Linked DNA regions of Homo sapiens: region 1 is linked to region 2. A link is a loop called in an ENCODE intact Hi-C map of the cell type or tissue named here. Cell type or tissue: psoas muscle. All regions are shown on one strand. Links, peaks and the distances in the headings refer to the core of each region. The heading gives the core; the rest is flanking DNA.

Evidence for each region. Peaks named below come from ENCODE experiments on the same cell type or tissue, not always from the same donor. Only the 100,000 strongest peaks of a DNase experiment are listed, where the experiment ranks them.
Region 1: a loop joins it to region 2, with 2.8 times the contacts of the local background. A loop is called at or near these places in 16 of 110 quality-filtered maps.

The regions. Positions count from the first base shown.
Region 1 is chr2:119,276,619-119,291,586 of GRCh38, forward strand. It overlaps a transcript of C2orf76 not described here. Among named protein-coding and RNA genes, the nearest start is that of STEAP3-AS1, 35 kb to the left of the region's middle. In psoas muscle, for the core only: no CTCF peak of the experiment used is centred there; DNase peaks (open chromatin) are centred at 6,703 and 7,623; H3K4me3 peaks cover 353 bases; H3K27ac peaks cover 2,554 bases.
Region 2 is chr2:119,227,976-119,242,943 of GRCh38, forward strand. STEAP3 (STEAP3 metalloreductase) reads left to right here. Exons shown (of 6, transcript NM_182915.3): 2 at 2,645-3,059. The coding sequence starts at 3,038. Among named protein-coding and RNA genes, the nearest start is that of STEAP3, 12 kb to the left of the region's middle. RefSeq lists enhancers at 4,964-5,163, 12,107-12,623, 12,624-13,140 and a silencer at 6,685-6,734. In psoas muscle, for the core only: a CTCF peak has its summit at 6,767 (motif pointing right); a DNase peak (open chromatin) is centred at 5,926; H3K4me3 peaks cover 844 bases; H3K27ac peaks cover 7,712 bases.

The sequences.
Region 1 (14,968 bases), core at 3,785-11,784, 49 kb after region 2:
CACTTCAGGAAAATAGAGAAAAGCAAAAAAGAGAACCCAGACTACAGTAGGGGAGAACGGAATGGAAGTTCTCAGGAAGTGAGGTGCCCTATTTTTAAAATACTGAACAAAAACAACAGAAGAGAGTGCTCTACCATTGTGAAATGAGAAAAACCCTTAAATTATACCTCCTTTCAAAAAGTTCAGGAAATCTAATATTATGTAAACATAAGTAGCAGAAAAGGATTGAAGTCAAATCCCACACGGTTATTCAAAGAAAAAATAAAAAGTAGAATAACATCCCTGCAGACGATAAAAGCATGCCAGAGAAACACACGGGTGAAAACGACAGCCTAATATTTTGACATAAAAGCAAAGGGAAGGGAGGGGAGGGGAGGAAGGCACAGCTCATCTGTGGTATTCAGTAATGGGGAGCACAACTGCAAAGAAAAGAGGCAATGAGCACAAAAGCCAGGCTGGCGTTTACTCTTGGAGGAGGGGCGTGGCATTGCATTTGGGAAAGTGAGCCTGGCAGGCTTATGGGGTCAGAGTCAGCTTCCTTTATGTGGGGATGTTTAAAGGTGTTTATCTTGTAATTTCGTTAACCTCTCATTTTGTCTTATGCTATATATACACGTATATGTATAACGGTGTTTTTTGGTTTTGGTTTTGGCTTGTTTTTTGTTTTTGTTTTTGAGATGGAGTGTCACTCTGTCGCCCAGGCTAGAGTGCAATGGCGCGATCTCGGCTCACTGAACCTCCTAGGTTCAAGCGATTCTCCTGCCTCAGCCTTCGGAGTAGCTGGGACTACAGGCGCCCACTACCATACCTGGATGATTTTGGTATTCTTAGTAGAGATGGGGTTTCACCATGTCAGCCAGGCTGGTCTCAAACTCCTGACCTCAAGTGATCAGCCTGCCTTGGCCTCCCAAAATGCTAGGATTACAGGCATAAGCCACCGCGCCTGGCCATAATGGTTTCTTTTTTAGCAACTAAATTTGTTTAAAAGAGTGTTGATTTCAGTATTGTTCATAATTGCCCCAAACTCCATTGACAGGAGGGCATGAATAAATTGTGCTATTCAGATGATGGCCTGTTATTCAGCAATGAAAATAAATTACCTATTCTTCCAGTGAAACTTAGAGACATGATTATGGACAGGGAAAAAAACAAGTATCAAAAACCTACATGCTATATGATACCATTTTTATAAGCCTTAGAAACCAAGCAAAAATGAAACAGTGTATTATTTAGGAATACATACATATGTGATTTTTGAAACTATATTTTAAGGAAGCAAGGCTGGCAAACGCAAAATTTAGGATAGACTGTATACCACGATAACATTTTTATAATGCTCAGAAATCAGCAAAAATTAAACAATATTGTTTAGGAATAAGTAGACCCGTGATTTTTAAAACTATTCTTTAAAAAAGCAGGGGAATGATAAACCCAAAATTCAAGCTGGTTTTTATTTCTAGGGAAGCAAGGAGCATGGGATAGGGGAGCTAGACCCAAGTTTTCTTCCTAGGTCGTGTGGTAGGTTCACAGTATACTTTTGATTATCATGTTTCATGATTCACAAATGTGTTTTATATGAAGACTTTATCAGATCTGCACACTAAGAATACAAATTAAAAATTGAATTCTCTTTTTCATCAGCAATTCATCTGTTCATTCATTCAGTTATGCAACAAATAGGTATTGTGTGCCCGCCCTACGCCAGGCCCTGTGCTAGGTCCTAGGATAGGGCAGTGAGCAGACACCATGGCTGTCCTCTCAAAGTTCACAGCCTCCTGGGACTTTCTACGCCACTGGTGATGGGGCCAAGTGGGAAATGGCTTTTTACAAATCTGCAGAGAGCACTATTTACAATAGCAAAGACTTGGAACCAACCCAAAGGTCCATCAATGATACACTGGATAAAGAAAATGTGGCACATATACACCATGGGATACTATGCAGCCATGAAAAAGAATGAGTCCATGTCCTTTGCAGGGACATGGATGAAGCTGGAAGCCATTATCCTCAGTAAACTAACGCAAAAGCAGAAAACCAAACACCACATGTTCTCACTCATAAGTGGGAGCTGAACAATGAGAACACATGGACACAGGGAGGGGAACATCACACACTGGGGCCTGTCAGGAGTTGGGGGCAAGGGGAGGGAGAGCATTAGGATGAATACCTAGTGAATGCAGGGCTTAAAACCCAGATGACAGGTTGATAGATGCGGCAAACCACCATGGCACATGTATACCTATAAACCTGCACATTCTACACATGTATCCCAGAATTTAAAGTAAAAAAAAAAAAATCTGCAGAGAGTAAGAGCCAGGACAATCCATAATCAGGACCTTCCATTTCAGGATAACCAGGAAATACCTTGTTGGTATGACTTGAGGGAGGTAATTTTTAAATTAAGATAGTTAAGGCAGCCAACAGGAGACAGCAAAAACAGCAGACAGGCACTCCAGGCCGGTGGTTCCCAATACTGCCAATGTTGTTCCCCAGAGAAGTTTTCATCATCTTAAGCAATGTGATATGCACATGCATGCAAACATGCACACGCACACGGGTTATTCGGAGTTTATTTCCTCCCTATGTTTCTGTGTTAGGATCTCCTTTCATTTACGTATTGATAGTGATGATAGACAGTGGTCGGACTTTGTTTAGGGAACTGTGGTTTGGTTTTTAATGTCCATACTTAGTAAAATAAAGAGCTGCCAAATCCAAATCAATCTCTAAGATTTAAATTCTTCATTATGTAAACCCTGAAGTTTGAGAATCATGGTCCAGTCATGTTTGAACCTAGCACTTTCCTTTTTGAGTAGGAAGACTGAGGTCACTTTTCTCTTTTTTTTTTTTTTTTTTTTTTTTGAGACAAAGTCTCACTCTTGTCACCCAGGCTGGAGTGCAGTGGCACAATCTCAGCTCACTGCAACCTCCACCTCCCAGGTCCAAGTGATTCTCCTGCCTCAGCCTCCTGAGTAGCTGGGATTATAGGTGCCCACCACCATGCCTGGCTGATTTTTGTATTTTTAGTAGAGACGGGGTTTCTCCATGTTAGCCAGGCTGGTCTCAAATTCCTGACCTCAGGTGATCCGCCTGCCTGGGCCTCCCAAAGTGCTGGGATTACAGGCCTGCGCCACTGCACCTGGCCTGAGGTCACTTTTCAATACTTGGTTAAGACCTTGCTTGGCCTCAGGAGTAGCCTGGCCTTGACTCCCTGCCCAGCACCACCCCCATCCGTAGGGCCTGGAGGAGTTCCTCAGCTTATCTCTGAGCAGAGCTGAAAACCACCCTATGGCTGACACCAAGGTGAAAGGAAAGGACTGGTACCTAATAGCAAAAGCAGCAGTATATGTGTGTGCATGTGTGTATTACTACAAATACATCTGTTCCGGCAAGGTATCTCTACTACAGAATCAACCCGCGGGAATGTTTAGCTGAGGCTCCAGAGACCCTGTTGAGGAGTGTGCCGTGTCTGAGGTCAAGTAAGTGCTTAATCCACTAGCTCCTTCTTCCTTGTATCTGCCAGTGTGGCCAGCCGCTGCATCCATTTCCGTTCACCTCCACCATATCTGCCATTTCCACCCAGGCTTGGACCTCATTTCTTTATATCAACGTTTCCTTCAAATCTACTCACTTGTTTTCCCTGAAAATGTTTGTTTGTTTGTTTGTTTGTTTGTTTGTTTGGAGACGGAGTCTCGCTCTGTCTCCCAAGCTGGAGTGCAATGGTGCGATCTCAGCTCACTGCAAACTCCACCTCCCGGGTTCAAGCGATTCTCCTGCCTCAGCCTCTGGAGTAGCTGGAATTACAGGCGCCCACCACCACACCTGGCTAATTTTTGTATTTTTAGTAGAGATGGGGTTTCACCATGTTGGCCAGACTGATCTCGAACTCCAGACCTCAGGTGATCCACCTGCCTTGGCCTCCCAAAGTGCTAGGATTACATGCGTGAGCCACGGCGCCCGGCCTGAAAACATTAATTTTTAATGTTCCCTATGGAGAGGCAGCATAGCACAGAGGTTAAAAACACAAAATCCAGGCCAGACATGGGGACTCAGGCCTGTAATCACAGGAATCCGGGAGGCAGGAGGATCACTGGAGTCCAGGGGTTCAAGACCAGCTTGGGCAACATAGTGAGACCCCATCTCTACAAAAAATTTTTTTAAAATATTACTCAAGCTGGTAGTGCACAACTGTAGTTCCAGCTTCTCAGGAGGCTGAGTTGAGAGGATCACTTGAGTCCAGGAGGTCAAGGCTGCAGTGAGCCATGATTGCACCACAGCACTCCGGCCTGGCTGACAGCAAGACGCTATCTCTAAAAAAAAATGGTAAAAAAAAAAAAAGGAACACAAAATCTGGAGCCACACTGCCAGGGTTTCAGCACCACTTCTACTACTTCCTAACCCGATTTAACCTCCTCTTGCCTCAGTTTCCCCAGCTATAAAATGAGGGTGATTATAGTTCTTACCACATAGGTTTGTAATTAGGTTATGAGAAAAATGACAGCTTCTCTTTTAACTTAATTTTATTTTTAGCTTTTATTTTAGGTTCGGTGTTACACAGGAAAACTCATCTCATGGGGGTTTGTTGTACAGATTATTTCATCACCCGGGTATTAAGCCCAGTACCCAAAAGTTATCTTTTCTGCTCCTCTCCCTCCTCCCAACTTCCACCCTCAAGTAGGCCTCGGTGTCTGCTGTTCCCCTCTTTGTGTCCACGTGTTCTCATCATTTAGCTCCCACTTATAACTGAGGATATGTGGTATTTGGTTTTCCGTTCCAAGAGTTTCTCTTAGGCTGAGGTGGGAGGATAGCTTGAGCCAGGGTGGTCGAGGCTGCAGTGAGCTGCCATCCTGCCACTGCACTCCAGCCTGGGGTGACAGAGTGAGACCCTACCACAAAGAAAATAAAAAGAGAGAGAGAGAGAGAATGAGAATGACAGAGAGAGAAAAAACAGTTTCTCTTTTTAAGGTATTTAAAACAGATCTTCCACAGAGTAAGTGCTATATAAGCGTTTGCTAAATAAACATCCTAACATGAATAGGAAACCGTTATTACTGGCTATAAGACCTTAAAGCAGTTACAACCTCAAAATAAATAAAAACAAAATAATATGATTAAATTCTAGCTAGATTTTTTACCTGCTAAAATGCTTGGTGGAGACCCGCTCTCAAAAGAACAGAGAGAGGGAAGCAAGTGAAGTCTTAAGGACGTTGCCATCACCAAACTGAAACCTCTTCCTCACTCAACCAGAAGACCTGAAAGAAAACTGAAGTAACAGTAACTGTCTTACTGCGCTACCCACCCTCAACCATCCCCAGGCCCACTAGGAGCATGTTGTACATGTTCTGGAAAGTTCTGGAAAGGCCATTAAGATATAAAAATTGGTAGCCAGGTGTGGTGGTGGACGCCTGCAATCCCAGCTACTCGGGAGGCTGAGGCAGGAGAATCACTTGAATCCAGGAGGTGGAGGTTGCAGGGAGCCGAGATCATGCCATTGCACTCCAGCCTGGGCAACAGAGCCAGACTCCGTCTCAAAGAAAAAAAAAAAGATATAAAAAGTTGGGAAAGTGAGAGGTGTCCCGAGAAGCCCACATACATGAAAAATGAAACCAGGCAATCCTATGTGGATCTATTTATCACAAACGCCGCTGGGCTGCAAGTGAAATCTCTTATACCAATAGGTCGGCTCTGATGCAGGGAGTCTGTTTTCACTTTGAACTGCTGTTCATGGCGCTGCCAGGGTGGGACTGTCACTCACCAAGCCTCCTTCCTGTCCTTGGTCTGGGGTGATTCGGCACTTCCCAGTAGGTGACTCCAGATGACAGCCAACAGCCAGCTTGCTCCTGTTCTCTTTCGCAGGCAGAGCTGGCTCTTAATTTTCATGCATTTATTCTTTAGCCACTTGAGACGCCTGGCTGGAGGGATGGGTAAGAGATTTGGCATCTTGGTGCCTCCAAGCCTCCCGTCCAGCATGGTCCAGGTTAACAAACACCTGTAAAGCGTCCGTCTCTGCCGGCCCTGACGGACAGGGTGAGCACCCCGGTGCATCCTCCCTCCTAAGAGGATTAAGCGGGGTGTTTGGAAAACAGAGCTGCATCCCTGGAGGGAAGGTGCCACAGAGACATCAACACACAGTTCTGCATAATCGGTTCAACAGCAGAACAACAAAAAGGGGAAGAGAAGATTAAAAAATAATCCAAATGTCATAATACTGAGGAGTGTGATGAAATGGGCAATCGGGTGGAAGCATTAAACCTAGAATCACTAACCACCCCCGCTTCACTCTTCAAAACTCAAGGCTGCGGGGGGAAACAACATGCTCGTCCTTGGGAGAGCTCCTCTAAGCCCCTCCTGAAAGACGGATGTCCACTTCTGAGGCTGTCTTTGAGGATGGGCACAGGGGAAGCTGTGGCAGTCCAGCCACTCTGCGGGGATGTCATGAATAATTAGCAGGGTCCTTCACAGTGGAGGGCAGCCCTAGTCTCTCTCCCTCTTCCTTGGTGGGAAGGAAGCCCAAGTCCCTGAGAGACACTGGTGAACATCTCCCTGGAGGCTTTGGGCTGACTGTCAACAGTGGCACCAAGGTGTAGCTCGGGGCAGGGGTGCAGGCGCTTAGCACTCAGCAAGATCTGTGGGCCTCCTCCCTGCCTCCCATTCTTTGTCATGAGCTTGGCAATGGAAGCTTCCAGTCCGCCTCTCAGTGCTGCACCCCCTCTGCCCACACTCCTGGGCATCCAGCCCAGGGCCTGCCTTGGTGCCAGCTCTGCCCTTCCTGCCTCCTCCTTCCTGCTTTGCCTTCTCCCCCTCTCTCTTCCCCATATCCATTTCTATTTTACAATGGTTCTTTTGGTTTTTTTGTTTTTGTTTTTGTTTTTTTCTTGAGAGGGAGTCTGGCCCTGTTGCCCAGGCTGGAGTGCAGTGGCGCCATCTTGGCTCACTGCAGCCTCTGCCTCCTGAGTTCAAGCGATTCTCCTGCCCCAGCCTCTGGAGTAGCTGAGATTACAGGCGCCCACCACCACGCCCAGCTAATTTTTGTATTTTTAGTAGAGATGGGGTTTCACCATGTTGGCCAGCCTGGTCTTGAACTCCTGACCTCAAATGATCCAACCGCCTCAGCCTCCCAAAGTGCTTGGATTACAGGTGTGAGCCACTGCACCTGGCCCTATTTTACAATGTTTAATGACCCAAACTTGAGGATTTTTCCACTTCTCTACACCATATAATCAAATCAAAAAATCAGATATTAGGCTTTGACAATGGGACTGAATCTTGGAAACTGGAAAGTCCAGTCTCAGGACATCCCGGAAAGTTGAGCACACAAGCAAGTCCCATGCAACTGTGTGATGAAACAGCCCCACACATCCGGGAGCACAGCCAAGGCGTCCTGTGCCACCTCCCTGGTAGAATCTGGCTTTTCAACTTGCTCACCCATGAGAGGAAAGCGGTTTTAGACATCAGGCTTACCCCTCTCCTAAGCCACACCCTTTTCTCATTCCCAGCTGAGGAACTGAGCCTGAGACACTGAGGTTCCCAGCTGCCTCCATGATTCGCCAGCACCCAGCTTCAGTTTCACATCCTCCCAATCGTCATAGCCAGGACAGCATGCCTCACTGACCACGAGGGAATGTCACATCCCGCCTGGCTGAGCCATGCCGCAGACAGGCTCCTGGCTAAGCACTTGGCCGACACCCCAATATTCAATGCTGACACACCACAAAGGCATAAGTAGGCTAATTTTGCGGATGATGAAAATAGGACTCAAACCAAACTGTGTACAGTTGTAGGGCTTATTGAGGGCAGAAAACTTCTCCACAGCAGGTCTCTGGCAACCCAGAGCCCCTCCCTGCACTCCTGCGTCCCTGTCACTGCACCCATAGAGCCCCCAAGAGGCCTCAGTGGATCACCGGGCTTGCATAATTTTTATCTGGGCATACATTACCAAATTACCTCCACCCCAAAAATACCGTTCCAGGTTTCCTGTTACTATACGGAAACACTGATGTACATCATCAGCCTGTGTTCATTTTGTATACTCTCCATATAGTGGGTGGGTTGTTTTGGGATTTTGGTTTTTTTTTTTTTTGCAACCTAAAAGCTAAAATACTTTTCATGTTTAAAACTGAAATTCATATGCATGGACAGGACATTTTTAAAAGTAAATATTTCATGGGTATTTGTCAACAGAATCTTATGGTTGATAATTTTGTAAACGATTTAACCCATCATTTCATGTGAATAAATTAAGATTTGAATATCTATAGGTAGCATAAGGTGAAAAACCTCTAAAATTTGAACCCGTATTCTGGGATGGGAGACCTTAGGCAAATTAACCTGTCTGAGCTTCAGTTTTCTCATTTGTAAGAAGGGGATGTAATATCTGTGTTCCAGGATTGTGGCGGAGATCAGAGGAGGTCATCTACCAAAAAGCCCCCACCATCCTCACAAAATACCATTATTCTCATCATTTCATTCTTAGGTTGACTTAAATAGGGAATACAAATGTATTTACATATTCTTATTAAATTCTTAACAATCTGATAATTTATTCAAATCCAAATCATATGTAGATAATAAAATTATCTACTGTGCATAAAACCATTAGAAAAGAATGACTCAATAACTATCACCTGACATTTTATTTAACATGATATAGTGCGATAGTCTCGGCACAAAGTGACCTTAACTGCTTCCAAATTCCTTCCTTATTTTTCCTGTAACAAATCATATGGTGAAGGAAGACCTTCATCAGGGTCACGTAACTTGGAGGAGCTTCTTGGGGGAAGTGCACAGGCATCTCTGCGGGCTGTGGAGGAAAAGGCCCCGGAATTGGCCCCAGTGGGGCTTTTTCCCAAGAGGATCTGTCCCGTTTCCCTGTTCATGTGTTGCGTCCTCAGTAGCTGGGACCCCATTTTCTCTGTCGTATCCCACCCCCAACACCTGACCAACTCAAATCAGCACATATATTTTAAACAGGTAGTGGATATCCAACACTGTGTCAGGGCATGGAGAAAATGGAAAAGAAACCAAAATTGTGGTCCTAGTGCTGAGACACAGGTAATCTCATCAAGCAATTTGGGCAGAGGCTGAGTTACCTGGATATTATTGCTGGTATCTGAATTTCTTAATATAAGTTCCAGAAAGCCTGGTAACTTTTAGAAGAGTATATGGTATAGCAAGGAAAGTGAATCCATTCATTCATGCAGAAATAACAGACCCTTGCATTTATCAACTCCCAGTGTGTGCAGGCCATGGAGATGCAAGAGTAAGCCTGATCTTCAACCTCAGGGAGAGCCACATCGTTTGGGGAAGGTCAGTATATAAAAAAGCAAGGCCGGCCAGGCACAGTGGCTCACGCCTGTAATCCCAGCACTTTGGGAGGCCAAGGCGGGCGGATCACGAGGTCAAGAGATCGAGACCATCCTGGCCAACATGGTGAAACCCCATCTCTACTAAAAATACAAAAATTAGCTGGGCATAGTGGTGGGCACCTGTAGTCCCAGCTACTTGGGAGGCTAAGACAGGAGAATTGCTTGAACCCAGGAGGCAGAGGCTGCAGTGAGCCAAGATCATGCCGCCGCACTCCAGCCTGGTGACAGAGCAGGACTCCATCTCAAAAAAAAAAAAAAAAAAAAAAAGCAAGGCCACAGTGTGTGATCAGTGCTCCAGAGGACTGGCCAGCACACAGCAGGATGAAAAGGAGAGCAGGGACCAGTCTCCTGGCTGTGAAGTGCTGGGAAGGTGGGATGGAAAGGACCTTAAGGACAAGATGGTCCTTGGTTGTGCCTCCCAGGATGAATGCTAGTCTGGTGGAACATTCAGAGACCAGAGTGGGAAGTCTGAGAAAGTGGCAGCATGGTGTGCCCAGAGAGAACAGGGTAAGGGGACAGGGGAGAGCTGGGGGAGACAGGAGGAGGTGCCAAATTCCATAGCTGGAGGAGAAGCTGGAGATGTAGCCAGAGATCAAACCAAAGAAGCCCCACTACACCATGCCAGAGTGTGCTCGTGATTCGGAAGGAAACAAGGACCCATCCGATGGTTCTGAACAGGGAGGGATACAGCAGTCAGACTTGCATTTTTAAAAGATCACTCTGGCAGCGGCATGAAGGCTGGACTCGGTGGATGAGAGTCTGCAGGGAAGGACACCAGACGGGAGAGTGTCTCTGCGGTCAGGATGAGAAATGATGAGGCCCAAAGCAGGGCAATGGCGGTGGGAAGGGAAGGGGAGGCCGTTCTCATGAGATGTTCATTCCAGCAATTCTGAGCTGACTTCTGTTGAGGAGGTATCAGCAAGTAGTGAAAGGCAAAGAAGGGTTTCACTTGCTCCAGCTATGGACTAGGAATTTCTTCTTAGTACCCCCAGTGAGCAGAAGAACCTTCTTTCACCTGCGAAGTCCCTCCTGATGGTTGGTTCTGGCAGGCTCCATCACTTAGGAGCTGGGAAACCTCGGGCAGGTCACTTTACCTCCAAGTGCCCCTTCCCCATCTGTAAGATGCAGATAACTAGTACCTACCTCACAGGGGTTGTGAGCAGTAGTGAGTAAATATCTGCAAAGTGCTTTAGTGAGGCCTGACAGGGCAAGCACTTGATAAATGCTGGCTGTTTTATGCCTGGCTCAGTCTCGCTTCTGATGGCTTGTCCTGCAGAGCTTGCTGGACCTTGCTGGAAAAATACTTGAAATTTTGAAATATGGCTTTTGTCACATATGCAATATCCACATAATGGAAGTGCCTACCAGCCAGAAACCAGGCAACTATCACACCTCAGTCCCCACCAGCTCACCATCACAGGTTCCCATGTACATACATACACACCGCCCGAGACCCTCTCCCACAACCCCACCACAAGGGCCTCTGCCCTCAAGTATACAACTTTAGAGGGTTATTTGAAAGCAGGGCTAATAACATGTTTTTTTTTTTAATAAGACATCACATATACATTTTTAAGATGGGAAGTCTCTGTTTTTGTTGAGAACAACAAAGGGGAATATGACATGGAAGATCTGAGGAGACGTGATATTTGTTCGAAGACATTGAGGCTCTTTCTTGATTCCTTGAGTTTTTTTTCATGGCAGAAATTTTTAACTGACATGAAGTTCTGGTTATGAAGGAAATTCTAGAAGACAACACATCTTCTCTCCTTACTCCTGAAGGAAGAGGTTAGATTTGGACGCAACTGTGTGTGTTTAAAATAAAATGGCATTGTTCTTACTTAAATTCCAATTTCTTATAATATTAGAGTTGGTCTTCAGTTAGTTGGTTGTGTTGGGAGAGTGATTTGGACCATATACATTACCCTCAAATATTCAAAAATGAAGGCCCAAATTTACCTATGGTGACAGAAATCACAGCAGTAGTGGCTGATGACAGAGGGCAGTGGTGGGTGATGACAGAGGGGCAGAGAGGGGACTGTGATGGCACAAAGGAGGTTTTGGGGGTGGTGGGCATGTTCTGCATCTTGACTTAGATGTGGGTCGTGCACTTGTCAAAACCCAAAGAACTGCATATCTAAGATCTTTGCATTTCACCATCTGTAAATTATACTTCAATTTTTTTTTTTTTTTTGAGACAGAGTCTCACTCTGTCGCCCAGGCTGGAGTGCAGTGACGCCATCTCGGCTCACTGCAAGCTCCGCCTTCCGGGTTCCCGCCATTCTCCTGCCTCAGCCTCCCGAGTAGCTCGGACTACAGGCGCCTGCCACTGCGCCCAGCTAATTTTTTGTATTTTTAGTAGAGACGGGGTTTCACCGTGGTCTCTATCTCCTGACCTCGTGATCCACCCACCTCAGCCTCCCAAAGTGCTGGGATTACAGTATACTTCAATTTTAAAAAAGTAAGGGAGAGAGCAAGCAAGCAGATTTCCAAAGTTAAACATGAGAGGCTGATTATTCATTTACATCATCTCCTCTGAAAACCCCATTAAGATGGGAGTAAGGGGATAATACAAACATAAACTCATGAAGACAAAGAGACCCAGAGAGAGGACATCGAGGACAAGAGAGTTGATCCAAGTTTTGAAGGCGGGAAGTGGATGGAAGGGTGGAATTGTAAGAGCAGAGAAAGCTCCAACCCCGACACTGGCAGAAAGCACCATCCACCAGAAGCTAGACACTCACCCTCAGAACCTGGAAGCCGCAGGCCTTGCTCAGGCCAGAGACTGGAGAGGAGGCACTCACCTGCTTAGGGTCAGCTATTCCCCTCTGAGGACAAGTCACCTCCCCAGAACAAGACACGTGGCAATGGTAGAACCCACAAGCTCCATCCCCTCAGCCTTGGTGAGTCACTCCAGCCCCCAGCCTCCTCTCCCTCTCTTACACCTCAAGCCTTCTAGCAAAATTTCCCTGACTCTCGAAGGCTTTCAGGGAAAACCGAAATAATCTGTCTTCAAGCTGCTCTACTTTCAAGTGTATAAGCAACCCTGGGCCAAGACACTGAAAAAGCCAACATGTTGGAAAGAGAGGAAGAGAGAATACAGAGAGAATTGCTGGCTCTAGAAACTACTCTGTCCCTTTGACTTGGAGCCCGAGGAAGGCCAGTTACCAGGACCTTTGCAGGCAGGTCCCAACGCATTTCTAGCAAACACGGGGGCCTTAAGGCTGCAGAATGTGCGCTATGTCAGGAGGTCTCATGCAGCCAGAAGGTAGGGACATACTGTACTCTGCCTCAAATCAGCCTTCTTAAGATTCTACTCTCCTGTGGTTTAGCTTCTGTGTTCCATCTTGCACTTAACCAAGTCTCCTTGACATCTTAGTCTGGAAGCGTCTACCAGCTGTGGTGTCTGCATTAAAGCGCAGGGTGGCCGGGCGCAGTGGCTCACGCCTGTAATCCTAGCACTTTGGGAGGCTGACGTGGGCAGATCAGGAGGTCAAGTGATCGAGACCATCCTGGCCAACACGGTGAAACCTCATCTCTACTAAAAATACAAAAATTAGCTGGGCGTGGTGGCACGCGCCTATAGTCCCAGCTACTTGGGAGGCTGAGGCAGGAGAATCGATTGAACCCAGGAGGCGGAGGTTGCAGTGAGCCGAGATCGTACCACTGCACTCCAGCCTGGCGACAGAGTGAGACTCCGTCTCAAGAAAAAAAAAAAAAGTGCAGGGTGGCTTTGACAGGACTGGGGACTGGAATTAGACACCAAGGGGGTCCACAGAGCTATAAAGAGACCCTGCCACTTTAGACCTTGTCTCAGGCCCCGCTCGTAGCCCCAACTCAGCCCTCTGCCGGTAGTAGTTCTCTGCTGTCAGCCACACCCAGCTAAGCCAGGAAGAGAGACCACAGAGGCACCGCTCTGCACCAGGGCAGACTGGTTTTTATTCTGTCTGCTGCCTTAAAGTGAGATTTCTTAATTTTTAAAATAACCTAGAAACAAACATAGGGTTTTGTACACTATCCAAAGAGTTACTGGCATTGCCTAATTATGTGTGAGAACATTCAGTCTTCAGAAGGGAAGAGGGACATTCCCTCTGCAAAGTAATTCCTGCGTCCCTGCCCCTGCATGGGAGTCACCATTTGACCCCAAAGCTCTGGGCACTGCTTACAGGCTCACATATGCCCAAGCTAAAGGACAGCTTCCAAGCCCCTCCACCAAGCAGAAGAACGTCTCCCTGCAATTGGTTTGAGAAGGAATTTTTTAAGCACCTCACCTGGGCCAAATGGAGGAGGCTGCCTATCAATTGTTGTACTAGGAAGCATTTAACACAGAAGCCATAGAAACCGGCTCACGACCTTTCAACCTTCAGCTTTAAGGAATCCTCAACAAATATACAGGGACGTTTTCCAAAGCGTTGACACATTATTAGTCTTCTTTTTAGAAATGGCCCATCATTAAATAGAGTGGTATAAAAGAAAAAGAAGGAAATAAGACTATAGAGGTAAAACTGACTAAAGTTAGGTATTGGCTTTGAAATAATTAAGCATTGACTTTTAAAATAAAATTTTAGGCTGGGAGTGGTGGCTCATGCCTGTAATGCCAGCACTTTGGGAGGCGAAGGCGGGTGGATCACCTGAGGTAAGGAGTTCGAGACCAACCCGGCCAACATGGCAAAACCCTGTCTCTACTAAAAATACAAAAATTAGCCTGGCGTGGCATTGCACGCTTGTAATCCCAGCTACTCAGGAGGCTGAGACAGGAGACTCGCTTGAACCTGGGAGGCGGAGGTTGCGGTGAGCCGAGATCGTGCCACTGCACTCCAGCCTGGGCGACAGAGTGAGACTCCGCCTCAAAAAAATAATAAAAATAAAAATAAAATTTTAGGCAGTAGCAATTGCATGGTCGCTGTTGAGCACTAGTACAACATGCCACCCCATCTACAAGCTGATGGCTTTGACTTTCAGCTATCAGACGCCAAGGCTGACTTACAGGGGGACAAACCTATTGAACACAGTCCTTAACAAATGACTGACACCGGCTCGGCCTCATCAGTTCCCAGGCCCAGACAGACTCTGCTGCCACCTGGTGGCTGAAGGGTAGGCAAAGGCGGACAAGTGCAGAGCCACTCCACCTGACCTGCAGCCTGGACTTCTCCGCGTAACGAGGCTCTGCTAATATGGCAGGAAAGGTGTCATACCGAGGAGAAGCTGCTCGGCAAGATGTAAAGATGAACGGCTGGGCATTAATCGGCTGGTGCCTGGCAGGTATCTAGAATATTCTAACTACAAAACCTGCCTTTGCAAGATTTTTCTTCCCAGAGATTCTATTTCCTTGAACAAGCTGTGTATCCATTCATTCTACCACCTCACTCCACCCCATCCCACCTGAAGCAAGTTACAGCCAGAGAATAGTGAAAGGGACGGCTTTATCCTTATAGAAAGGAAATTTAAAGTGCCGGCTGTTGTTAATGAGCCCATTACTCCTAATTGGGGAAAATTGCAACCAGAAGAAAGGGGATATGTCAGGGAAACATGTGACAGGTAATGTGCTCAGGGCTGGCTGAATCCAAGGGCAAGGCACCTCGGGAAATGAAATGGGAAGAGAAGGT
Region 2 (14,968 bases), core at 3,100-11,099:
TGCTCCACCACACCCAGCTAATTTTTGTATTATTAGTAGAGATGGGGTTTTGCCATGTTGGCCAGGCTGGTTTTGAACTCCTGACCTCAGGTGATCCACCTGCCTCGGCCTCCCAAAGTGCTGGGATTACAGGTGTGAGTCACCACAGCCGGCTGCTTCCCATTTCTATAAGCATCCGACTGGTGGGGTGGCCAGTAGGCTGTGGGGAGTGGTGCGTGATTTTCCTGGTGGGCTTGAGAGAGTAACAGTATACCCCCAGTCAGGGCAAGTGTCTCTCTGAAGGTGAACTCTGGGTGCACAGCTAGAGGATACAGTGGCTGTGAGCTGGGCCCTCCAGGTGAGGTCTGGCCTGCCCATTGCCACAGTGGGCTTGCTGGCATCCAGGGGGGCTTTCTGGGTGACTGCCCAGGCCTGCACATGAGTCAGTAGCACGCTGAATGCAGTGGAGTTTGAGGGGACCCACCACTGTCCATCAAATCGCCCCAACCTGGGTGAAAGGCCAGAGCAGCTGCGGGAAGTGACACCAGGCCCTCTGGAGATGACCCTCTGGCCCTTGGAGATGTCTCTGGACTGGCCAGAAAGAAGGTGGTGCCTGGAACTGGAAGGGAAGGAAGCAAGACAGTGCTGGGCCCAGCAGCCAGAAATCAGGGTGATGGGTGGGTGGAGGGGCAGGCATCTGGGAAAGCCCTGCCCTCCTGGTGTTCCCAGATCTGAAGGCTGGAGGCTGGAAACCTTGTGTCACCTGTGCTGGTGTGAGTTCCATTGGGGCTGCCGCTTACCCTCCCATGACCTTTAACATCTGGCATGGCTTGTGGGGGGTGCTGAGAGGAGGAGAAGTCTCAAGGCTGAGGGAGCTCAGGGTAGAGCCAAGGTCTCAGTGAGAACCCCAGGGGGCAGCTGTCACAGCTGACCTGGAGCCCTCCAGGAACGCGTACTCTCCAGCTCCTGTACTCTCAAAAGCAACAGAAAGGTTTGCTTTCCTCAGGTGCGGTTTCCTCACAGTGCAGCTTCTCCAAAGAGATCTGGAGACCCCCCAGCAGCTTTGACAGGAAAATAGAGTCCTATCCACCCCACACCAACACACTGAAGTAGAGACTCTGGGCCTGGGGCTGCCCAGAAACCCACCCACTTAAACTGCCCGGGCGATTCTGGTGTTCACAAATATTTGAAAGCACTGCCTGACACCTGCTGGCTCAACAGGTGTCCACCTAGGCTGGAGTACAGTGGTGCCATCTCGGCTCACTGCAACCTCTGCCTCCCAATTTCAAGCAATTCTCGTGCCTCAGCCTCCCGAGCAGCTGGGATTACAGGTGTGCTCCACCACACCCAGCTAATTTTTGTATTATTAGTTCACCTAAGCAGAGAGCGATGTGAGGGGCTGTGAGGATGTGCAGGGGTGGAGGGCACTTAGGTCCCTCCCTCAGCTGACCATAGAGCACCCAGAGTGGCAGAGGGGCCACGTGCAGTGAGTGGCCACAGCAGAGCAAGGAAAGGTGCACACAAGAACAGTCCTAAGGAAGACATGTGTTTAGGGGTTTCATATTCACTGTTTAATCATCAGGACAGAGAGGGAAAGCAACCTACCCAACGTCACACAGCTAGCACATGGCTGGACCGGAATTCACACACATCTCTGTCCAGCTAGGTCCCCCAACTAACACAGCTGCCTGTCTGAATTCAAAGCCGGGAGAGATTGTCAGGGGTGGGCGTTGGGGGAGATGGCAGGTGCCTTAAGTGCCCAAGGCCTTGGGCTGGATCTTTAAGGAAGGGGGATTGGGATGGGCCAGGAGGTTGTCAAGATTGGAGATGGAAAGAATGCCATTGGCTGTGGTGGGGGGTGGAGTGGGCAGGGACTGGAAGGAGGGGTAGTGGAAGTCAGTCCCTGCCTACAGGCCTGTGTTAGACTCCGCGGAGATTCAGGAATCTAGCCCTGCCCACAGGGGCTTTCACTCCAGTAGAAGAGAGGAGACCCAGGGGGCCACAGCAGTCAGAGAACAATGAGGCCTTGGCTTGGTGTTTGGTGATGATAGGGGAAACCTGCCCAGAACCTGTTTATCAGATGCTCAGGGATCTGAAAAACAGGTTCTGCATGTGGGCTTGAGATAAAGATGCCCGGGATACTTAGATGTGCCCTATTCCAAGATCGCTAGGTTCCAAACAAGTTGAAAACAATAGAATACACTTATCCCTAAGAATGGGCTTGCACATAATTCACTTCAACAATGCAAAAGCTTCCAAACCTCCAGCCTCCTTTGGGCTGCCGGTGTGGCCTCCAAGGTCCACTGAAAAGCCATCCCCAGCCAGCAGAAACATGCCTGTGTCTTCTTCAGCCCCCGTCCATGCTTTGCCCTGGAGACAAGTGCTGTCATCTGTTTGTGGGTCTGTCTGTCTGTCTGTCTGTCCGTCTTTCTCCCCACTGTGAGCACTGACAAGCAAGTAAAGATGACAATGAAGCCTTTGTGGGCACCAAATGCTGACAGCATTATCACTAAGCCAGTGGCAGCCATGGTGACTGCAATAAATTTCCCCCACAGAAATTGATAAATTGCCACTTTCTGCAGCCATTATGTTTGCCTTTGTATCCCGAAGAGTAAACGCCTCTCTCCCTTTCTCTCTCTCGCTCACGTGTGTGTGCGCGCGTTAGATGACATTTATTCATTTTATGCATCCTGGGTTCTACTGGTCGTCCCACCTCAGTTCCTGTAGCAAAGAGACTTGAGTCTGAGCCACTAATTATCACCCGTGAGGTTTCCTCCCCGAGCAGGAAGCAGCAGGCCAGAGCTGCGCTCTCTCAGTGCACTCTCCAACCAAGCATCAGTCACCACTCCCGGTCCAGCCCCTGTGGCCAAGAGCTGGCGTGCAGGCTGCGGGAGGCAGCTGGCTGTGCAAGACCCTGGCAGGGCCCTCGCCTCCTGAGAAACCGAGAGTCAGAACCAAAGCCAGGCTGTCCTGGTTGGAGACTGAGCCAGAAAGGGTGGCTCACCTCACGGTGAGGCTGTCGAGTGACCTGAGAGCCTCAGACCCTCACGTCAGCCGGATGTCGCACCAGCCTGCTGTTGGTAAGTCTGGCTAGGACGCAGATCCAAGGGGGCATGGGTCGTGTGCAAACCCCTCCCACCAGCTCCCTCACCACCTGACCCCTGCCCTGCTGGAGGGTGCCCCTTGAATCTCCAGGAGGTCCGAGGAACTCGACACCTCCCAGAGATCTGTACTGCCTTGGAACAGGCTGCAAAAAGTGCAGTATGAAATGGGAAATATGTATCAGCTGCACGTTTTCATGGCCCCCTTTGGAGGAAAGGGAGTCCAGGTTATTAAGTCAGGAGGCTTTTAAATTTCAGGGGTTCAAGGATTTATCACACACAGTTGCGTGTGTGTGTGTGTGTGTGTGTGTGTGTGTGTGTGTGTGTGTTTAAGGATGTTAATGTTTATGATGCATTTCTGTGGAATGCAGGCCCATTGGGAATTGTAAATTTTTCTTATTGGTAACCATTTCTGCATTGGTTTAGCACGGAACTGCTGCTGCAAGTAAATGAACCAGATTTTTCTGGAATGATTCGAAAATCTAGCTGTTTGTAAAAAGCTCTCTAAATTATTCATTCACTTTTATTTTGCACAGTTGTGTGACGGTAAACTCTTTTCCATCAGACGAAACTTGCGCGCACGTGTATTTCTGCGGGGATTGGCTCGAGTGTGCTTGAGTTTTCTGTATTCTCTTTTGTAGGAACTTCTCAGCCTTCCTTTTAAAAAGATAATAATTTTTTAATGATGTCTAAATAATGATTCCAGGCAGTATTACAAGAAATATAACAGTAAAACGTTTGTAAGAGTCCATCAGAAAGGGAAAATGCCCACAGAGAAAAATAGAAATCTACCAATTAGATGTGTGTGGCTATAAGTGAGCTTTTAAACCATGATTTGAGACTGGCATCCTCTGGCCTCTCTGCCCTCAGGTCAGCTGTGGGAGGCTAGGGGTGGGATAGCAAAAGGGACCTGGGATCAGGTGGGGCTTCCTGGACCCCAGGCCCAGTAAGAATGAAGCCTAGGGGTTCTAGGATAGGGGGCAGCCCTGGATTTGCAGAAACAGCCTGAGAATGAGGGGCTGGAAAGTATGAGTTGGAGCAGCTCAGTGAGGAGACAGAAAACTGAAGCAGAAGAAAGCAGAAGACACCAGAGTCTGGTGCTGACTGGGTGACTGGCTGTTACTCACATCCTGAGCAATGAGCCACAGACCCTCCCCACCCCAGAGGCAGCTTGAATGCAGGGACTGGATGGGCCCAGGGCACAGTGGATCCGGGGCAGGCAAGAGCCAACTCGGGGCCCAGAGGAGGACCTTTAACCTGACTGGGCCTCAGTTTTCTCTTCTGCAAAGTAGAAGGAATTATAGCCTTCTGCAGGTCAAACCCTGTGCCCACATCCACAGGCACGATCCCCGACTTCGCCTCGCTGGCACTTCTCTGCATTTGACTCCTGGTTATTGCAGCTGTGCCCATGCCAGGCATTTGTTAGGTGCTGGGATGTGCCTGCCCCGCTCCTCTCTGTTGGGGAAGACGGAATTCATGCTGTAGGGGAGGCCCGGAGTTTCTACATGGGGCAGTCACAGGGTGGGGGACTTCCCTGAAAACTTCTTATTTGCATAAAATGTGCGCTGCTTTTGACTTATATTGTAAATTTCAGATCCATAAAATGGGAAAGACTTTGCAGAAGCTGTTATTCACTTTACCTGACTGGGAGATGTAGATTGTTCATATCCAAGGGTGTTAGTTTTAATACTAACATTAGCATGTGGGGAAGGGTGATCGAGATGGTGGGGAGTAGGGCCCCCCACCACCTACCCCTGGGACCTCTAAGGGAAAGTACACACCACCGTATGCTAGTTGCATCCTGTTACCTGTGCTGCAGAGCCAAGGGGCCAGAGGCAGGGAAATTAATTCTGCCTTGTAAAGGCACTGGGCCTTCCTGTTGAATTTTGCTACTTGCGGGGAAGGCACTTCCCAGGCAAAAAGATTAAGCCTATAACCTAAGCAGAAAGCAAGCAAGAGCTTTGGGTGGGAAGTGGCCAGAGACATAGATCAGGCAGACCCAGGTTTGGAAGGGCCAAGGAGACAGCACATCTGCCAATGGCAGCAGCTGGGCCTCACCTGCCCTGACACCCCCACCTAATGGGGACTGGGCAGAACCCTCCAAATGGTTGCCATGCCCTGGCCCAGGAGCCTCCAAAAACCCTGAAGCCATTGACTCAGCATCCCTGAAGCCTCCTTCCATGAGTACCCCCATACCAGGCTGCACCTCAATGCACCTTAGATCTGGTGTTTGATTTTCACTTTGACCAGATCTGCAGCAGTCTCTTTGTTAATATTTATTTCCAGTGTTTACATTCATCTTTGCATAAGTCCTCAGTGTTACTAAGTTTATCAAATAGCGAAATGCTTGGCCAGGTCTAACAATGTCACCAAGCTGCAGAAGGGATTAGAAACTCATAGTATTATTATTTCATCACCACTGAGTACAAGAGAGCCCCAGCTAGGTTCTGGGGAGAACAGCTATGACTCACAAATACTCCCCTCCCAACTCACAAATACTCCCCTTAGAATCTAGTCCTTAAATCATTCAAACCACAAAAATGTATTGAGCACTTACTGTGTGCTAGGCCCCGGTAGGTGTTAGAGGCACAGAAATGAGTTTTTTATTGGCCCCCATCCAATGAGGTGACAGACAAGAGAACCAGTGTGTGCAGCCAATGTTAATGTGACAAAAAGTGCAGAGTTAGTCCCAGAGCGTGAAGTCCTCCCTGTCCTAGGCCCAGGTGGAGGCCAGGAGCTGCTCCCCGGGCTGCCTGGACCAGACTTTTGAGCTCTTGGGACCCTGGCGAACATCAAAGCTGTTGCAAAAGTCAGAGCTCTTGCAAAAGTTGGAGCTGGCCCATGGCAGGTGGTTGAGAAGTGGCTACATGACTCTTCCCATGCAGAGCGGTTAGAGGGTGGAGGCCGATTTCCAGTATCCCTGGGAATCCAAAGAAAGAGGCCACTGAGGGGCAGGGGAGGGCCCCTCCGAGGCTTCCAGAAAAAGGCAGTGCAGCAGCTGGGCAAACCAGGATAAGGCATGCATCCCTAAGCCCAAAAATCAGGTGATGTGAGGCAGGCCGAGCTCCATGGCAGACATGCTGAGCTGCCTCTGTGTGTCTTGGCTAACTCTGCCCTTTCCTAACCCCACGGCTCACCCTGCCCAGGAGCAGGGATGAGGCCCATCCCTGATTCAGCAAATCCTGTGCCATAACAAGGGGAGGGGTGGGGGCAGCCACAGCCCACAAGACCCACCAGTCCCAGGGTTTGTGCAGCTCCAGGTCTCCCTGGAAAGCAAGAAACCACCCAGCTCCAGACGCTGAGGCTGCAGATTCAGCTGCCACTGCCTGATGGCCTCCAACCTGGCTGGATTAACTGGCCCATAGGGAGCTGGCTGCCCCCACAAGCCAGCTCCCTGGCCTCCCTGGGCAAACTAAAGCCCTCCTCCCTGGCTCCATAGCGCCCGGTCATCCCCTCATTCCAGCACTTTGCTTCTTCCTGCATTGTGTAGCTGGCCTTTCTCCTAAGAGCCTTAAAAGGGCAGGTCATCTTTGGCCACCTGCATGGCCCCGGCGCCTTGCTTCATGCTGGGTACACAGCAGGTACTCTGGGAATAACAAATAAGAGAATTTGTCAGAGGAGGTTTGGCAGGATGGACTATTGCATAGAACTGCACAGACTGTGCACTGCACGCCTCCAGAGGGCACTCTCCACAGGGATTACTATGTAAATGGCACCTCCTAAAGTTGTGCAGCATAGGGACCCTAGGGCTTGAGCATGCCCCACCCGCCTCCGCTGCTTCAAGCCCCTGGCCTTGGTGCTGACTGTTGGGCTTTCCTCTTCCCCTTCCCAACCAGCACTGACCATCATCCTTCCCATACGCTGGCGATGGGTAGTAATGAACTGTCCCAGTGAGCAGTTCTCCCAGACTGGGCTGTCAAAGCATGCTAGTGAGAGATTCCTGGATGGCAGGCAGGCCATCTGGATTCTTGCTCAGCCAGGAAACTCTGTCCTCTGGGAATATCCTCCCAGTCAGGGTGTTAGGGGGCTCCTGGATCCCCAAGATCTTCATGGTCCCCTAGAACTGCTCCTCTCCCCAGCCTGCAGTGGGCCTAATGACCCACATGTAGCCAGGGAGTGGTCCCCATGGGGTTTGTTTTATTGACTCAGCTAACAATGCCACAATGACTCTGATTGCCTTCTTCTCACCTGAGAGACCCAGCTCTGGGCAGCCAAGGGGTACGTAGGGACAGAGCATATGCATGTGACCCTCAAGATCTAGAGGAGCTCAGAGACAGCATGGATACTCGAAGCCCCCGTGAGCAGGGAGGACTTTCTGGACCAAGTGGGCTGGGAGCTGGGCCAACTGTAAAGACCCAGGGAAAAAAAAAGTCAAAACTGAGTTGCTCTTGCATGCAAGTGAGTGGTTAGTTCATTGACTCCGTCCACAGCCCTTTCCTGAGCAGCTACTGCAGTGGTTTTCAAAGTGTGGTCCCCACACCAGCAGCACCAGCAATTCTGGATGTGGAGCCCAGCAATATGTTTTCATCAGTCCTCCAGGTGACCCTGATGCAGCTCAAGTTTGACCTGATGTGTCCTAAGTGCTGGGGTTTGCAAAAGTGAGTTTTACTTAGTTCTCACCTTGAGGAGCTTGGAGTGGGGGAGAAGATAGACAGGAAAGAAAACAGTACTGTCCAGTGAGACGTATTGCTCTGGAGGGCCATGGAGGCAGAGGAGCAGTTGGTATAGGCTTGATCCTTGCAAGGGTAAGTGGCCTGGAGACCCCAGTGGCATGACTGTCCTCGGCAGGGAACCAGATGTTGGGACCAGCATCCCCTAGAGGGCTCAAGGAGCCCAGTGCCGACCCCAGTGCCCCAGTGCCCAGCCACCAGGGCTGTGGCCCTGAGCAGCAGGTCCTCCTACTCTTCCCTCCACCCCAGATCTTCTGCTCTGCTCTTCCCCCTTCTTCTTCCCACTCCCAAGTCCCAAATAGTAGCAGGTCTTTTCCTCCGATTGTCTTGGGGAGAAATGGGCATGTACCTCCAGGCCATTATCTTAGAGCACATTTTTAGAAGATTTTAAAGTAAATTTTTCCATTAGGCAGAGAACACCGTGTATTGATTTGGGTGCATCTATTTCTGCTTTACCCAGACAAAAAGATTTACAAAATATCCTAGAGAGGAATAGAATTAAAAATGAGTAAATTTAACAGGCTCAGAGCGTAGCACTTTATTTGTCTCATATAATCCTTGCCACACCTCATTAAGGTGAGGAACATCAGCCCATAGTGCAGATGAGGAAATGGGGCTCAGGAAGGTGAAGTGACTTGGCCGGGCCGCCAGCTAGCAAGTGGTCTGGTGGGATATGAAATTCCATCCCTCTGCTGGGCCCTTGCTGGCTGACCTTGCAGTTTACTAAGGTGACTGATCCTGAATAAATCCAGAGTGTTCTAACGTTTTGCTGAGCCCGTGTCCTGTTGGCTGCATTGTGGGGAGTGGCCTGGCCTGGCTAGGGAAGCTCTCAGTGACCAATTGTGGCTTCAGCTGTGTTATTTAGAGAATCCCAGGGGCTGAAATGATCCTCTGCCTGGTTAGGGAAGGGATGACTTTAGGAGGAAGAGGGACCTAATGCCCCACTTAGCAGATCTGCAGCTGTGTGCATGTTTCCACCTGCACATCCTTCTATAAACCCTCAGCCATGTGGGTGAGCAGCAGACGGTGCCTCCCCCACTCCCCCTGGAACACATCTGCCCTGTTCACTGACCTGGGAGCTGGTGGGGTGGACCTCAGACCCCAGCACTTGGCACACACACATCATCCCCTGGGCCCTGGAATGGCTTGCATGGATGGCAGAGAAATAGCTGTGTGAGCAAAGGCCAAGAGAACAGTTTAGCCCAAGGCACCATTTTTACAACAACAACAGGTAATGGTACTGATTATATAAGCCTCACTTGTCCAGAGGTCACGGGGCTTAGGAACCTCAATTATGTGGAAAACAAATAGGACATAACTTCAGAAGGTTGCAGAGCCACTGTGCTAGTGTGGTCTTTGTGTTGCTATAAAGGAATACCTGAAGCTGGGGAATTTGTAAAGAGAAAAGGTGTTTTTCAAAAGGAAGACAAACATTTGAATGCTCTGGATTTATTCAGGATCAGTCACCTTAGTAACCTGCAAGGTCAGCCAGCAAGGGCCCAGCAGAGGAGTGGATTCATATCCCACCTGACCACTTGCTAGCTGGTGGCCTGGGCAAGTCACTTCACCTTCCTGAGCCCCATTTCTTCATGTGCACCATGTGTGCAGAGATCACCTGGGGAGAGAGGAAGTAAGAGAGAGAGAGAGGGTAGGGAGGTGGCAGGCTCTTTTTAACAAGCTGCTCTCGAGGAAACTAATACAGTGAGAACTAACAGGGAACTTACTTGCTCCTCTGCCCTCCCCCCAGCCAGGGAGGGAATCCACCCCCATGACCCAAACACCTCTTATTAGGTGCACCTCCAGTATTGGAGATCAGAATTCAACATGAGGTTTTTGGGGGACAAACCTCCAAACCACAGCAGCCACCAACATTGGTGTTACAAAATCCATCCAATGACATAGGCTCATGGAGCGCGCTTAAGCTGTCATCCAAAACATGTTTACTCTTGGTTTACACACACTAGTAGCAGTCTGCCATACCTCAATTTCCTTTTTTATTTTAGGTAACAACTTTTTAAATAACCTTACTGAGCTATGCCTCACATCACCACGCAATTCACCCATTCAAATGGTGAGTTGCATGGTGTACCCGTGAGGATCACTCCCCATTTTCTCCAAATCCCCCATTCTGGCCACCACTAATCTACTTTCTGTCTCTATTGATTTGTTTATTCTAGACATTTATATAAGTGTAATTATGTAATGTCTGGCCTTTTGTAATTGGCTTCTTTCCCTTAATGCTTTCAAGGTTCACCCCTGTTGGATGCATACTTAGTTCTCTTTATGGCTGAATATTAATCCACCGGATGGATAGGCCACATTTTGTTTAACCATTCCTCAGTTGATGGACGTTTGAATTGTTTCCACTTTTTGGGTATTATGAATAATGGGTGAAAATGTTTTTGTGTGGATATACATTCTTCCTTCTCTTGGATATATAGCTAGGAGTGGAGTTGCTGGGTCATATAGAAACTGTTTAACGTTTTGAAGAATTCCCAGGCTGTTCTCCACGGTGCCTGCACCATTTTACAATCCCAGCAGCAGTGTAGGAGGGTTCTGATTTCTCCACATCCTCCCTGTCTTTTAAAAAAATATATCATTGTAGCCATCCTAGTGGGTGTGAAGTGGTATCTCATTGTGGTTTTCATTTGCATTTCCCTGAGGGCTAATGATGCTGAACATCTTTTCATGTGCATTTGTATATCTTTTTTGGAGAAGTGTCTTTTCCAGTCTTTTGCCCACTTTATGTAGGTTGTTTGTCTTTTTAATACCGAGGTGTAAGAGTTCTTCAGATATTTAGAAACAGGTCCCCTTATCAGTTATATGATTTCCTGAACTTTTCTCCATTCTGAGTTGGCTTTGCACTTTCTCGATGCTGTGCTCTTTCGATTTCGTCAGCAGCGAATTAGCAGGACCTGGGGGGCTTTAAGAGGTGAGCAGGCAGACAGACAGCGCCCACAAAGTCCTGAGGATGAGAGAAGAGGCAGAGCTTACACAAAGGCTCTGTGAAAACTGAAGATGGACCCCAGGCAGGTTGGGGTGATCCCTGGGGTGCTGGATGAGGATCTGATTTTGTACTGCATTTTGGAAGGATTTCTGCCCCCAGAGGCTACATAGGCTCCAGTGGTGTGTGCAGTCAGGCAGAGAGATGCACAGAACCTCTACAGTGTGCCAGGCATGGTGTGGGGTTCTGGGTGCATGTGGAACAACACACAGCAATCTTGCCCTCCCAAAGCTCAGGGAAGTGGGGGCGGGGGGTGGACAACGAGCACATGAGAAAAAGACCACAGGGGAAGAACTCCCAGAAACATCCCAGCCACAGCGCAATGCCCCAGGTGTATATGGCCCTTGGCTACTTCATGCCCTTGAGGGAAAATCGGTATTTTCATTTTACACTTGATGAAACAGGTTAGAGAAAGGACTGGCGTGTCCAGTACCTCCCAGTGAGAAGATACTCAGAGTAGACCCCAGATCCAGGTCCTTCCTCTTTCCCTCTCTACACGTTTTCAGTCTAGAAAAGAGTTCTGTGCGAGAATTTTTTTGTTTTTGTTTGTTTGTTTGAGACGGAGTCTCACTCTGTCGCCCAGGCTGGAGTGCAGTGGCGCGATCTCGGCTCACTGCAACCTCCGCCTCCCAGGTTCAAGCGATTCTCCTGCTTCAGCCTCCGGAGTAGCTGGGATTACAGGCACGTGCCAACACACCCAGGTAATTTTTGTATTTTTAGTAGAGATGGGGTATCACCATGTTGGCCAGGCTGTGTGCAAGAATTTATGTTTTCACTTGTGGCTTGCTGAGCCCTGGTGCTGGCTGTGGGCACATACTCGTTCACCCAGGGACATGCACTGTTGATGGGTCCTTGCACTCTGGGCTATCTTGGGCCCCGTTTGCTCAATGCAGGCCCCTCTTTCTGAAGCGCTTTTCTTGGGCTCACTCTCAATTCGTCAAAGTTCGGCTCAGGCCCACCTCCTGCAGGAATCCTCCCAGTCCCCGCTGTCCGAAGTCAGTACCCTTGTCAGGAGACCTTAAACACTTTAGTCCACTGCCTGGCCCTCCCATGGGGCAAAGGTCTCCAGGGTGTGTGTGCACTTCCTTGGGGCTTCTTAAGGCTCATTCCCTGGGATTAGGGAGGACATACAGAGCCTCCTTGCACCTACATTTGTTTACATATTACTTATACCACATACAACGTTATAGGGCACTGCTGCATAAGTGTACATTTTGAATGTATTTTACTTATAAAGAAATAGAGCAGTAATAGGAACATGTGCCCCTAAATGTAATTTTACTGACCAGACAAAAAAAATTTTTTTTAATTGAAAATAAGTAGCTGGACGTGATAGCATGCGCCTGTAGTCCCAGCTACTCAGACTCAGAAGTCTGAGACAAGAGAATTGCTTGAACCTGGGAGGCAGAGGTTGCAGTGAGTCGAGATCGCGCCACTGCACTCCAGGCTGGCGACACAGCGAGACTCCGTCTCAATAAATAAATAACTAATAAATAAACAAAAATTTAAAAAAATTGAAGATAACTGTGGGCTGCTTGAGGACAAGAACTGGGTTATTTTCTCTCTCTTTGCTCAGTCAGTCCCCACATGGGAGGCGTGCGAGGCACCCCGTTCTTGGCCTGCAGGCCGCCCCCACTCCATCTGGCTGCAGGGTGCCACAGCCAGCCTCTGATTGCCAGTGGCCCCAGCACCTCAATCCATACCGACCTCACAGCAAACCCTCCGTGGCCACAGCCTGCCCTGGCCACTCATGTCTGAAAGGTGATCGGTGTCCATGAAGAAGAGGCCATGGGGCTGTGGATGTCATGTGGCCAACTGTTAGTGGCCTGCGCAAGAGCAGACAGGAGCTGGCAGGCAGGCCCATGGGCCAGGCGTGGCTCCCAGCCATAAACACAGGCTGTAGCCCTGCCGGGAAGAAGGAGGGGACAGACAAGCCTGGGCAGAGACCCAGAGGGGACCAGGACACCCGATCCTCCATGGCAGTTCTGTCCACAGCTTGGGAGGAGAGGCAGGCAGGTCTGCAGGCAGGAGACAGGCCTCGGCCCACAGAGCTGCAATCTGATCCCATCTGCTCCCTCTCCAGTTCTATAAATAGAACCCCCAGGGAGCCAGGGCCCAGACAGGGTTAGTCACACCCTCACCTCAGGCCGCAGGGACAGGCCTCTGGGACTTCCAAGACATGTACCACCTGTCCTGCCCCCAACCCCTGCCAGCCTTCAGCAGGAGGGTTCATGCTGAGCATCAGGAGGGGGCAGAAGAATTGAACGTGGCCACTGTCCATGAAGAAGTTAGAGAAGAGTACACACAACACACATGCACACAAGAATAGGACACGTGCACACACACACACACATGCATACAAGATTAGGAAACACAAGTGCACACACAACCAGTCAGAAATGAGCTCTGAGCTTTTACACATATTAACTCATTTCATCCTCAAACAGTCTTTAGAGAGGTATAATTAGTGTTCCCGTTTTAAAGGTGAGGGAACTAAGGCACAGAGGAGCTATGTAACTCACCCAAAGGCACCCAGCTACTGGCATGTGAGGCCATGATTTCTCCCCAGCAGCCCCACCCACAGCCCGTGCCTTTAACCACCTGCCTGACCCCTCCCAGCCAAGTGGCTCCGTCCCTACATCAGAAAGGTCAAGGAAGAGGCCGCCTAGGGAGCAGTACAAGGCAGCATTACAACCTGGCATTTTCCTGTTGCAGACTGCATTTTGGTGGCAAGAGAAGCTTTGGAGGTGCTTAACGTTTAGTTTGCATTTATCCTACCGCTGAAAAGCAGGGACCCTTAGGACCATAAGTCTAGGACTTTTCATAGCACCCTAGACTGCTGGGGATGAAAGGGGCTTGGAGCTGAGCTGGTGCAGCAGCTCCTGTTAGAGAAGCCACCCAGAGAGGCCCAGGGACCTCCTATGTCCCAGCGCCAGTTAGGGGCAGACGTGGGACCAGCTCCCCTCGGCTGCAGCGGCCTCCATATCAGCTCCCTGGAAGGGAGCAGATGCCAAGTCAGGTTCTGAGCAACACCCTCAAGGCCCAGCCCTGGCAATCCCTTCCCACCTGTGATTAGGTCTGGGGTTCAACAAAAATAGGACTCAAAATCTGGATCTTCTCGCCTTGCTTCACTTTGGGCTGGTTCAGTTTTGTTTCGAGGTAAATCATTCGAGGTTTTTCAGGGATCCTCAGATGCATGTCTGCGTGAAGCCGTCCTGGCTTCCCCTTCGGCTGCCCCCTGGGCAAGAGCCTGGGCCATACCTGTGCCATTCCTGAGCTCTGTCTCTAGCTGCCCTATGTCCAGTCATTGGCGATGGGTCTTATTCAAGCCCCCTTTCCCCCAACCCACACTAGATTGTAAGCCCTCAGGGTGGGGACCGCTTCTCACTCATCCTTATATGCTTAGGAGTGTTCAGCACAAAGTCACTCAGGAGATGGCAGGCAGCGGGGAGAGGGCAGAGACAGAGGAGAGGCTTCTGTCCAGAGGGTTCCTACTTAGGATCATCCAAATCATCAGCAAATGTTGGAAAGATGGTCTGGGGGCCTCAGGCTGGCTACTCTTCCTCCCCATCAGGGCAAAACTCCCCGGGGGCTTGTGTCTCCCTGTGGTTGGGGACAGGCCTGGGTGTATCTGTCCCAGCCTTGACTGACCACAAGGGGAGACTTGGCCCTCCCGACCACAGGAGAAGAGGGATTTGAATTCACCTCGGCCCAAATTGCAGATGCTGGCCTGCGAGCCCTGAGGCCATCTGCAAGGCTCCTGGGCTGACATAACTGTCACCCAGCTCTTCATCCTCCTTCCCCGGGGCTGAAGGGGTGCCTGCAGGGTCTTCTGCCCTCCCTCCACCTGGGCCCTACTGCTGGCACGGAGCTTCATTTCTGTTGGCAGCCAGTGTTTGCTTAGTGATTACTGAATGCCGTTTGCTGGGTGCTTATGATGTGCTCAGCACTGTTCTAAGTGCTTTACACAATTGACTTATTTACTCCTACAACCTGCCCATAAGGGAAGTGCTGCCATGGTCTCCCTTTTATAGCTGAGAAAACTGAGGCACAGATAGGTCCATGGTCACACAGTTAACATAAGGCAGAGTCAGGACCAGAATCCAGGCGGACTGGCTCCAGAGCCCGGCTCCTGGACCGAGCAGCCTTGAGTAGGGACCTGGTGCAGACCCGCCTGCCGTGGACTCACTATAGGATGGGTCAGGAGGCCCGTT